2 separate regions of the Homo sapiens genome follow, and region 2 is linked to region 1. The links are chromatin contacts, found by Hi-C or POLR2A ChIA-PET in ENCODE. All regions are on one chromosome and are shown on one strand. The core of a region is the stretch at or near the end of the contact, and the rest is flanking DNA. Distances in the headings are between cores, read along the strand shown. Region 1 holds the start of ANKRD42 (ankyrin repeat domain 42). Region 2 has its middle 24 kb from the start of LINC02734.

What was found. Hi-C counts contacts between places; a loop is a spot of excess contacts on that map. ChIA-PET counts read pairs that join two places held with the same protein, here RNA polymerase II (POLR2A). Pooled maps may share reads with other maps.
Region 2: a loop to region 1 is called in a pooled map, with 3 times the contacts of the local background. The contact joins the enhancer-like site here to the promoter of ANKRD42 in region 1. A Hi-C loop is called at or near these places in 2 of 50 pooled maps. POLR2A ChIA-PET finds 5 or more read pairs at or near these places in 3 of 52 experiments (A673, PC-9 and activated naive CD4-positive, alpha-beta T cell).

The regions. Positions count from the first base shown.
Region 1 is chr11:83,191,373-83,196,761 of GRCh38, forward strand. ANKRD42 (ankyrin repeat domain 42) reads left to right here and starts at 2,340. Exons shown (of 11, transcript NM_001300975.2): 1 at 2,340-3,356. The coding sequence starts at 3,299. ANKRD42-DT (ANKRD42 divergent transcript) reads right to left here and starts at 2,297. Exons shown (of 3, transcript NR_149009.1): 1 at 2,095-2,297. RefSeq lists enhancers at 2,047-2,266, 2,327-2,436, 2,957-3,316 and a silencer at 2,571-2,749.
Region 2 is chr11:82,755,083-82,760,465 of GRCh38, forward strand. No RefSeq gene overlaps it. Among named protein-coding and RNA genes, the nearest start is that of LINC02734, 24 kb to the right of the region's middle. Within about 2 kb of position 2,114, at least 2 of the 41 ENCODE cell types and tissues checked have a DNase peak (open chromatin) inside an H3K27ac peak, as active enhancers do.

The sequences.
Region 1 (5,389 bases), core at 1,090-3,589:
CTGCAACCTCCGCCTCCCAGGTTCAAGTGATTCTCCTGCCTCAGCCTCCCGAACAGCTGGGATTACAGGCTCCTGCTACCATGCCTGGCTAATTTTTGTATTTTTAGTAGAGATGGGGTTTCGCCATGTTGGCCAGGCTGGTCTCAAATCCCTGACTTCAGGTGATCCGCTCACCTTGGCCTCCCAAAGTGCTAGAATTACAGGCGTGAGCCACCGCGCATGACTCAGTTGCCCCATCTCTAAAAGTGAGGGGATTAGGATGACTAATCCCAAATTCACTTCCAACAGTGAAAAACTTTATCTTCAGCCTATTAGTTCACCTGCCTGACAGTTAACTCATCAACCCACCCACACAACAGTTACTAAGCCCTTCTCTTAAATGAAATATTCTAGACATCAGAAATGCCAAGATTTTAAGATACAGTCCCTACCTTCCAGAAGCTCAGGGTCCTTTAGGGGTGAGGAAAAATTGTTAAACAGATAATTATAATACAATGGGATAAGTGATCTAATAAAAGGTTGTGGGAATTCAGAGACTTTGAGGAGCTCCTGCAGAAAAATTCAAGACCTATTTTGGAATCCTAAGTCAGGTATTTATTATTTACTAGTGAAGGGGGAATTAATGAATTTTATAAGTATATTAGTCAAGAAGTTTATTCTTTTCCTTAGAGGTAGAATGAAATATAGCCCCCCACCCTCCGGAGGCCTGGGTTAAGAGAGAATATTAACCGCTTATTTCTCCTCTACGCACGGAGAGGCTTATCTGTGTTCCACCGTTTCACGTTCCTTGAGGCACCACGAGTTCCTGCTTCCCTCCCTAGCGCGCTGTAAAGTCACAAGGTTGATAAGCAATTGCTACAAAAGCATGCATTCCCAAGGATGTAAGACATGTGGTGTAACAAATGTAAAAGAATAATTAACTGCCTTTGTTCTTGCTTCTGCAAGTAGGCTTCCTGTAGCACCAAACTCCCGCCACAAATTGCTTAAAAGGTGATTGATCCCTTTGTTCCGGGCTCAGACTTTCTGGACCCCAGTCCGACTGAGCCAGTGATCACCTTAATAATAAAGGGTTGTCCTGAATTCTGTTTGGCCTCTCCCGTCTCTATTTGTCCCGCAACACTAGCAGTATATCCTCAGGCAATTAACTTTTTTTTCCCTTGTTTCTCTCTCTGTAAAAAGGAAGAGGAATACTTATTTTGGCAGGTTATAATAAGAATTGAGTCAAACTCATTTATGTTGGCATAAAAAAATGAACAAGAAAATATAAAGCACTTAGTACAATGCCAGGCAGATCATAGGAACTCAGTAGATGGCAATTGTAATATTACAAAAGGTGATGGAAGTCAAAGACAATTTACTGTACCTCAAGAGAGTAGCGGTAGGATCAGAAGAATTTCCCAAATGTGTTCACAGACCAAAACTGGGGGAAAAGCAGGGTAGTTTCCTGGTAAGACGAACAGCACATGACAAGGCAGAGATATTAAAAAGTAAGGTACGCTTCCAGGACGAGTTCATTATTCCTGAAGGGAGAAGGCAATAAGGGTGGAAAAACTGGGCCGAGAGGGGAATCCAGGTTGGTGATGCCCCTGGAGGGCAGGTAATTCTTACTAATTTCTGTATTTTCTGCTGCTGGCACAAAACGTGACCCATACGTTTGCAACAAATGGTGAAATAATTCATTCCTGTTGTTAAGCAATAGGGTTGTAGAAATATTTGAGCAGTAAACATGCTACAGTGAAAGGATTCTCGGATTTGGAGTCAGGAGACCTGAAGCACTCTTTTGACTAATGACCTGTGTTTTTTTACTGGTTTTACAACTTACCTGCTGCCTGGCCTTACCAAAGTACTGATATATTGAGTCTCTTGACCCATAAAACAGGGGTAACAACTAACAAGCGATTATTAAAGAGTTGGCGCTAGTAAAGTACGCAATAAAAACAGCGGCTGCAGCTGCTAAATTCTCCTTTAGGTCTTTTTCCATACTTGCGAAATGACAGGGCAACAAATTTCCTTCCAACCACCACTGAGAAAGTATACCACGTTTGCCCAAGGACAAAAAGGCCCCGCCCGGCCCGCGCCACACAGGTCACCTACGCAGAATGCAGTCCTGGGGGGTTCCACTTGTGTCGCTCAGCGATGGAGGGCGCGATCGATGACAGGCCACTCCAGAGACGGACCTAGATAGGTTCGCATGAGGCCGAGCCGAATTTCACCAAAAACCAGTTTACACCACCTCCCGATTTGTCCACACGAAAAGCCATGGAATAGCTGAGGGAAAGGAAACCGGAAGTAGCGTGGGCCGTGAGGAACGGGAAATGACCTCAGCACGTCGGAAGTGTACTCGTTTCCAAGGCGACGGCCCTGCTGCCTCTCCAGCCAAGTGGCTGGAGTCGGGAGGCTGGAAAGAGACTCCGAGAAAGTACCAGCGGAAGGCGGCCGCCGCTACGGCGATTCGCAGGGAGTAGCAGACGAAGACGGTGGCCGCCGCACTAGCCACCACGTGTGGAGGATAAACGGTCTACACGGCCATTCCGGCGCCGAGTCTAGGGAAAGAGTTAGCGACGACGGGGAAAGAAAATGTGAAGAGAGCGACCGCCGCTCCAGGGTCGCTGCAGGAAGCCTAAGTGCAGACGCCGGCTTCTCCCGCAGTGACTTGAGAAGGGTCAGTGAAAACCTCGGCCACTGCCGCAGCGTCTCTAGGGAGAGAGTTAGGGGAGATAGTGGCCACAGTCACAGCTGCTCTTGGGAGAGAGTTAGGGGAGACAGCACCTTCTGCAGCAGCGACGTGAATTTTAGTGAAGTTGGAGGCCACCAAACTACCGACTCCAGGGGAACAGCCAGAGAAGACCGAGGCCTCCGCCTCAGTGGTCCTTGGGAGGGAGTCAGTGACATTCGGGACCCGCGAACTAGTGACTTCGGGGATAGAGTCAGTGACGATCGCAGTCGCCGCTTCAGTGGCTCCTGGGAGGGAGGGAGTGTCGAAGGCGGCCACAGCGTTGGTAGTTCTTGGGAGGAAGTAAGTGGAGACCGCGGCTACGCAGCCAGCGACTCCTCTGGTGTGAGCGGCAGTGAAGACGCCAGCTACCGCTTCAGTGGCTTTTGGGAGAGAGAAAGTGAAGACGAAGGTTTCCGCTGCAGCTTCTGGGAGAGAGCAAGAGAGGACCTTGGGCCCCGTCCTAGTGACGACGGAGAAGAGGGCCGCTGCCGCTGCAGTGGCTCGTGGGTGAGAGCAAGTGAAGACCGCCGCAGCATCAGGGGCCTGGACTCAACTCCTCCCCAGAGTCGGAGGTGTTGCGCCATGCCCGGGGTGGCCAATTCAGGCCCCTCCACTTCCTCTAGGGAGACTGCAAACCCCTGTGAGTCAGACTGTCATTGGCCTTCATCTCTGTCGTATTCCTTTTCTCACTTAAGCCCGCAACAGCCTTAGCCCTTTCTGGCATTTCCTTTTCTCAGCCGTCACTCCCCCCTTTCCCTTTTTAATTTATTTTCAGGGGATACCAAAGCTGTTCAGCTCTCCCCTGTTCTGTATTATTTCCGCTTTCTTTCCTTTTTTCCATCCACACTATTCCTCCGAGTCTTCTTGCCCAGCTTGACATCAACTCTTGTTCAGTCTTAATGGACGGACCCTTTTAAGTTCTTCCTTGACTTCCCTGCAGCATTTGACCCTGTGGAGGTGACAAATTAGTACTTACTTAGTTTTCTTCTTTCACTCCATTGAGTGACCCTTTCCCTTACCGTTTTCTTTTCTTCTGCCATCTTCTTAAATGCAGCTTTTACCCCTTGATGATGCCATCATTGGTTCTCTTTTTCTTGTCATTTACTGTGACTTCAGTCCTACTGGTGGCCCTCAAATCGGTTACTCATTCAACCATCCAGTAAATATTTACTGCATATGCCTACTTTGTGCTCCGTCTTAAGGAACTTAAGAAGACAGGCACATTCTTTACCTTCTAGTGAGGAAGATAAATGCTGAGCAAATAATGACAAGTGAGATCAGTGTTATAAAGGACGGTAGAATGCCACTGATTCCAGTAGGGGGTGAGTATGGGTGTCAGAAAAAGCATTCTAATACAGAGACACACGTAACACTGAGACCTGAATTCCGTATCTCTCCTCGGAGCTGCAAACATATATATAGATATCTCCCTTCTGGAAATTTTCCTTGGGTACCTCAAGAGCAGCATGTCCAAAATGTAATTTTATATCTATATATCCTCTCTGTCCTTCAGTGTTTGCTGTCTCAACTAATGGCACCACAGCACTCAGATGATAAAGCCACACACCTTGGAGTTATCTTATTACTTTTCCCTTGTTTCACCCACTGTATCCATTCCAGTTTAGTTCATTCTAATTTTATTAATATTTGTTGAATCTTTCTCCTTTTCTTTTCCCAGTGTTCAGAGTCTCATTTTTTCTGGTCTAGACTATTGTAAACTGTATTCTTACATGATCTACCTACTCTCTCTCTCTCTCTTTTTTTTTTTTTTTTGGAGACGGAGTCTTGCTCTGTCCCCCATGCTGGAGTGCAGTGGCGCGGTCCTCAGCTCACTGCAATCTCCGCCTTCCAGGTTCACACCATTCTTCTGCGTCAGCCTCCCGAGTAGCTAGGGCAACAGGGGCCCACCACCACACCCGGCTAATTTTTTGTATTTTTAGTAGAAACGGAGTTTCACTGTGTTAGCCATGATGGTCTCCTCCTGACCTCATGATCTGCCCACCTCGGCCTCCCAAAGTCCTGGGATTACAGGCGTGAGCCACCGCGCCCGGCCAATCAACCTACTCTTTAGTCTTGCCTTTTTGCTCCCCATTCAGTAAATTCTCTTCCCTGAATTTAGCCTTGTAAACTCAGCCTTACAGCTCTCAATCATTATAATTCTTCTGTTTAAAATTCCTCAGTGATTCTCCACTGTCTGCTCAAGTCCAAGTTTTTAAAAATAAGTTTCACCATTGTCTGTTTCTTGTCTAGTTCTAGCCTATTTATCCCCTTAATACTTTAGTAGTAGGATTTGTGTGTGAGTGTGTGAGAGTGTGTGTGTGTGTGTGTGTGTGTGTGTGTGTGGTTTCTTGACCATGTCCTACTGTTCATGCTGTTTAGGCCTACTCACTGCTCCTACTTGCCTTGGCAAACTCCTGTTAATCCTTGAAGATTCTATCTTAGATGTAACTTTCCCCAGGAATCCTTCTGTGTTCCCCTTCCCTCCTACCCTGGCTGAGTTTGAAGTCATCTGTGCTTCCACAGGTTCCTATGAATATTTCCATCGTTGCTTTTACCACATTATTTTGTATTTTGTGTTTGTATCTTCTCTACTAATCTGTGAGTTCCTTGAGGGTGTCTTCATCTTTTTATCCTTATGGTAGACACCAGACTTACGTTGAGTAGATGGATGAG
Region 2 (5,383 bases), core at 864-3,363, 440 kb before region 1:
TCTTGTAATAAAAGCCAAATGTAGTGGATACCATGAAGCTCTGCGCAGATCCCACCTAAGGGCTGATTAACCCGTCCCCTAGCTGCTGAGCTGGCTGGCTACTAATGGCTTACAGCTGGCCCCCTCACCAAGCATTGAACCTCTGCTGAAGGAAACTGGATTAGCCAAATTCATACCCCTTCCCAGGCGCACCAGAGACCAATGACTGGCTGATGCAGGGATACAAAGGCAAAACCTCTCTTTCCTCAACTTGAGTCGGGCCCCAAAGGGCATTCCAGCTCCAGAGCTTCCCATGGGATTAGCTCAGGCTGATGACAAGTCAGTTTCTCTTTTCATCCAATCTTGACTTCCTCACTTCGTACATATGCATCCTTTAAGAGTCCTTCTCAATCAACCTTCTGCATACAACTCTCCGTTTCAAGCTCTGTTTCCAGGGAGCCCTGTCTAAGCAACCAAATCACCCCTATGCTATTAGCAAGAAGTAAACTCTGAGGTTGACTTCCTAATTTCTACCTTAATGATGTGGATCAACTGGCATACTTATTAAATTTAGTTGAAACTGGTTTAAAACTGCCCTGGAAAATGCGTATCCCTTCACTCTTTACGCTCAGAAAAGTGAAACTCCTCTCACTCTTTGGTCTCTAGTGGAAACGTTAGCTTAAAGAAACAGGGTTGCTACGTGGTCTCACAGCCATGTAGAGGAGACAGCAGACCTGAGTTTTACTTCTGCCTTTGCAACTAACCCTATGATGTACACAAATTACTTCTTTTCTTTAGATGGTCCAAATTTACATATAAAATATGGGGGTTACCAGAAAAATTATCCAAAACTTGGAATGGAGGCAGAAAGTTTAGTTCCACATTCTTTCAATGTTATACAGGAAAAAAGAACAGCCAAAGATTGTCTAGAGGAATGTATTTCATTCTTCTCACTACTTGCTATTAGATTTAGTACAATTATTTTTTACTTGGTAGAGTTTTTTCTGGTAGATATGCAAATAATTTCTGTCAATGGAACAGATGACCACGATGATATATATCTCAGTTCTTTGTAACTAATGAACTTTCCTAACATTTCATATATATATGTGTGTGTGTATATATATATATATATGTATATATATATATATATGTATATATATCTGACTTCTTAAATGTTCTTTGAACCAGTCCTAACATTTCAGTGGTTCTCTTACTAATTAATGAGTTAAACAATTTTTTACATGTGGTCCATATTATATTTGCTTAAGAGTCATGATTTCACCTTTTTGAAAACGTACTTCCACAGTCTTGATCTGCCCCATGATACTGGAAGAAAACCAATACACACACCCACCTTGAGGACTCAGAATCTCATGGTACTAATGTAACACAAAGACATCTAGGACTCCCTTCTGTAGAAACCTTTTGGACCATTTTAACTTTCAAAGAGTACTTAGCAATACCAGAGTAACCGTAGCCACCATCCTTGATCTCTGTGTGGCTGGGGCAGGGTTGGGAGAAAGAATAACACAACCAAGGCTTAGTGAGAGGGACTTTCCCAAAGTTTCCCAAGGTCTGAGAGACATAAGCATTATCAGAGCTGAGATTCAAACCTGGGCCGGTCTAGCAGTAAAGGCAGTACCTTAACTACCACTCCTCATACCATCATGCTATGTCTCATGTGCTGATATTCCCAACATATCACATGTGCCCAACACATACACATTCAGTGCATACCCCGCACAATTAAGAATTTTAAAGTACAGCTATTTCTAAAGGATCACATTTATTTGATGAACCTCAGTTCAGAGCTCTGGAAAAGACAGACATCCTAGAGCCAAACAGGTCTATGCTGCATCCCATCGTTGCCATTTAGTGGCCAATTAGCAGTGTAACCTTGAACCAGAAATGAAAGCACCTGAGCTTCAGTTTCCTCCCCTGTCATATGCAAATAATCCTCATAGCTTGTTATAAGAATTAAAGTAGAAAAAGTTTGTTAAGGCACTTAGCATGGAGTTTAGCTCAAAGATGCCCCCACCCACTGTCTTTCCTTCCCCTCTCAGAGGACCTGGAGGGCTTTGAGGGCTTGGCTGTGCTGCAGCTTCGCCCAGCCCCCACTCCAGCCACTCAGTGATCAAGGGATGGGAAAATCGCTCTCTTCAAACAGGTGTCACTGTTCTAAACCTACAGTCTCATTTCCTGATCGTGTCTTAATCTGCTCGTCGGTGGTGAAAGTTGATTTCTTGCACATTCTTATATCAGTGGGAATTTCTGCCCTTGGCTGACAGGCATTATGGGCTGGCTTTGACATACAGCCCTACAGGGCCTGAACAGCCCCTATTCTTTCCCAGTCCTGAAAGGGAGCTTTGTGCCAAGGATTCATTAAACTGCACTGCACAGCCCCTTCCTAAATGGGGCTCAATAATGAACAGTCGATTTAACTGGAAAAGCTGCTGGAGCTGTTAAATTAAAGGGAAATAAAGTGCACTTTAGGCTCAGTCTGCCAGAAGAAATGGTGACCTAAAAGGAAAATCTTCATTTTTATTGAATTGCAGTTTATAAAAAAATCTAAAATGTCCAGGAAGCTTCCCTGTGACAGGCAATGAGACATAAAAGCTCAGAATTGCAGGCTTGAGGTAGTGCTTGCTTTTTGTTCACCAGAGTCATCCCAAAGTGAATCTTAGGCTCTTAGAGGATATGGACGAATGATCTAATTTTGAGAAGGAGATAGGAGGAGACTCTGTTACATGCCACAAGAAGTATTGGTTAAAAAAATTTTTTTTAATATTTTGTTTAAGACTAGGCTTTCACTTTCATTCTTTGAACATTTGAAGGACCAAAGGCCATTCTTTTCAGTTTCTCTGCTGTTTCAGTCAGGGATAAGAAATATCTCTCAGAGGAAAACCAGTTCTTTCTTCATACACTACAAATCAGAGCTATATTTGATGTGAGTATTTTGCTCTGAAATCTGACTCAGTAGCCTCTCTTTTAGATTTGAGATTTTCACAAGTAGGTGTAAATCCTCTGAAGAATTTTCTCTTCAACTTCCTCTTCTAAGTTATAACTTCTTAGCATGGTGAGATAGAACTTTCACTAGTGTATGCTGAAATGCTATGATTTCCAATAACTCGTATGTGCAAGAAGCAAAAGCCACTGTGCTTTGGCAGAAAAAATAACCATATGGTGATCTTAGCTTTTCTCCACTAAGCTGCCATGAGCTGGGAATTCTTCTTAACATGCCTTTCTGTACTTCGTCTGTCTTCAAATCTTTATATAGTCTGTTCCAGGGTGTATTACAGATTTCATTACCCTAGTCAAGGTCTTTTCTGGCTTTCATCTTTAAGAATGTTTTTAACATCAAAAATGACAGTCAGTTATCACAGAGAATTTAAGGAGAAATCTGAAAAGCAGCGTGAAAAAAATAAAGACCCACTTCCACCCTCATTGTTCAGGGTCACTGGAATCCAAATACAAATTTTCAGTTGCAAAGCTCTATCGAAAAAGCAAAACTTCCTTCCTAAGAAACTGTATGCTCTCTTTCTAGAACCCACTTCATTTTTTGAATTCTAAGCCATCGATTTAGTTTCTAGGATGCAGCATCAGGCAATTTAAAGTCACCTTGAAAATACTCTAAAATTGAAAAAATCGTACATGCATGTCTTTATTTTTAATAGTAACTATGATGATCCACTAAATAGTATTGTTTTATCCTGCATCTATCTACCATAAATGAGTCACAGTTGACCAGTATAAATCATGGGCCCTCCACAACATAAAATTCTGGATTTATAGCAAAACTGCTGCCTGTGACAACTTCTGGGATAGACTATGTCCAAATCTACCCTAATGGTTATCAGAGTCTTCCTCTTCATCAGAGCAACACATAAAGTTTTATTCATCTTACATTAAAAATTGCCAGACTATAGAATAGTTATGCCATTCTGTGTGAATTCTGTGCACTTAATTACAGTTTGACATTTAGCTGTGGGGAGAATACTCATTAGAAAATGCATATATGACCAGTCCACCTTCTGCATATGGCATCAGCCATTCAAATGCATTCTTCCAGTCATGACTTATGCCTACATAAATAATCATCAACCTATTCAAAAGACATTTAGCCTTATAAAATGGGAGATAAGAGGACTTTCCAGATCTGCACTGATTGGTCTACGGTCATACCACAAGTTAAGGAGATTGTTGGTATGTTATAGCTTGTATAGAGAAAAACGACTGGGAGAAGGAGGATGATCAAAATTAAACCATGAGAGAAAGGATGCTTCCATAAGGTTCAGAACATTCTTATAGCATAGAGTGAAAAAAAAGCCCTTTATTTTAAACAGTGTATAATCTTTCTGAGGAAAGGAAAGAAGGTATCCTGAGTGCCTGACAGATATTACAACAGGTAGAGATTTAATAAATACTTGTGACTGATGTAAAAGAAAGGAGAGAAGAAAGGGAAGATAAGAAAAGCAGCGGTGGAGGGGGAAAGGAATGAGAGACAATGGAAAGAGAATGTTAGCCCAGGGAAAATTAGAAACAACTTTCTTTGAATAATTAAAGTACTGCATTTGAGAAAGAGATTAGACTTATTATTTCAAAAAGCAAATACTTCAGCTGGAAGCCATGAATAAAAAGCTAGAAGAAAATAAATCTTAAACCAATATAATGAAGAAATTCACCACAGAACTATCTAAGCATGAGATCGGCCATCTCAGAAGGCAGTGAGTTCCCTGAACTGAAGATAATCCAACATTAATTAGGTGTTTTATCTCAGGTATTTTGTAGAGATGATTACAAACACCAGATAATAAATATTGTTTCCTTGGTGTCCAATATCTGATAGATATTTTGCAAACACATACTGTTCTCTCTACTTATTCCCTTTCATTAAATCTTCGCAACCATGCCTGCTCCTACATTTGCAGGGCCTGAGGCAAGTGTACACATGCATGAAGGCCCACATACCGAATGTCTAAATAAAGTTTTATATCACACTAACAAACTGTGAAATAAAATATATTTGAAAGTTATAGATCCGGATAAGATGGAGTAAACACACTTCACTCTGCCTCTCCCACTGAAGGTAACTATTAAACCTGGACAGAATACACAAGGCAGCAATGAGGACCCTGAAGAGAAAATAGTAGTAGGTAGATTAAGGAAGACCAGAATCTGAAATACCACCAAATGGCAGTGCGTTCACCATTTTTTACCTCCGACATTCTCCAGACTGGACTCATGGCCTGAAAATAAGAAGTACACAGTGTCATGGATGGAGAGCACTAGAAAAATTATTCTATTCTGTCTCAAGGAGCATCTTACTCAGTGAGAGTATTGAGGAATCCCTTTTTTTCTTTCCTTTTTTTTTTTTTTTAATTCTCTCATGCCCTAATCCTCA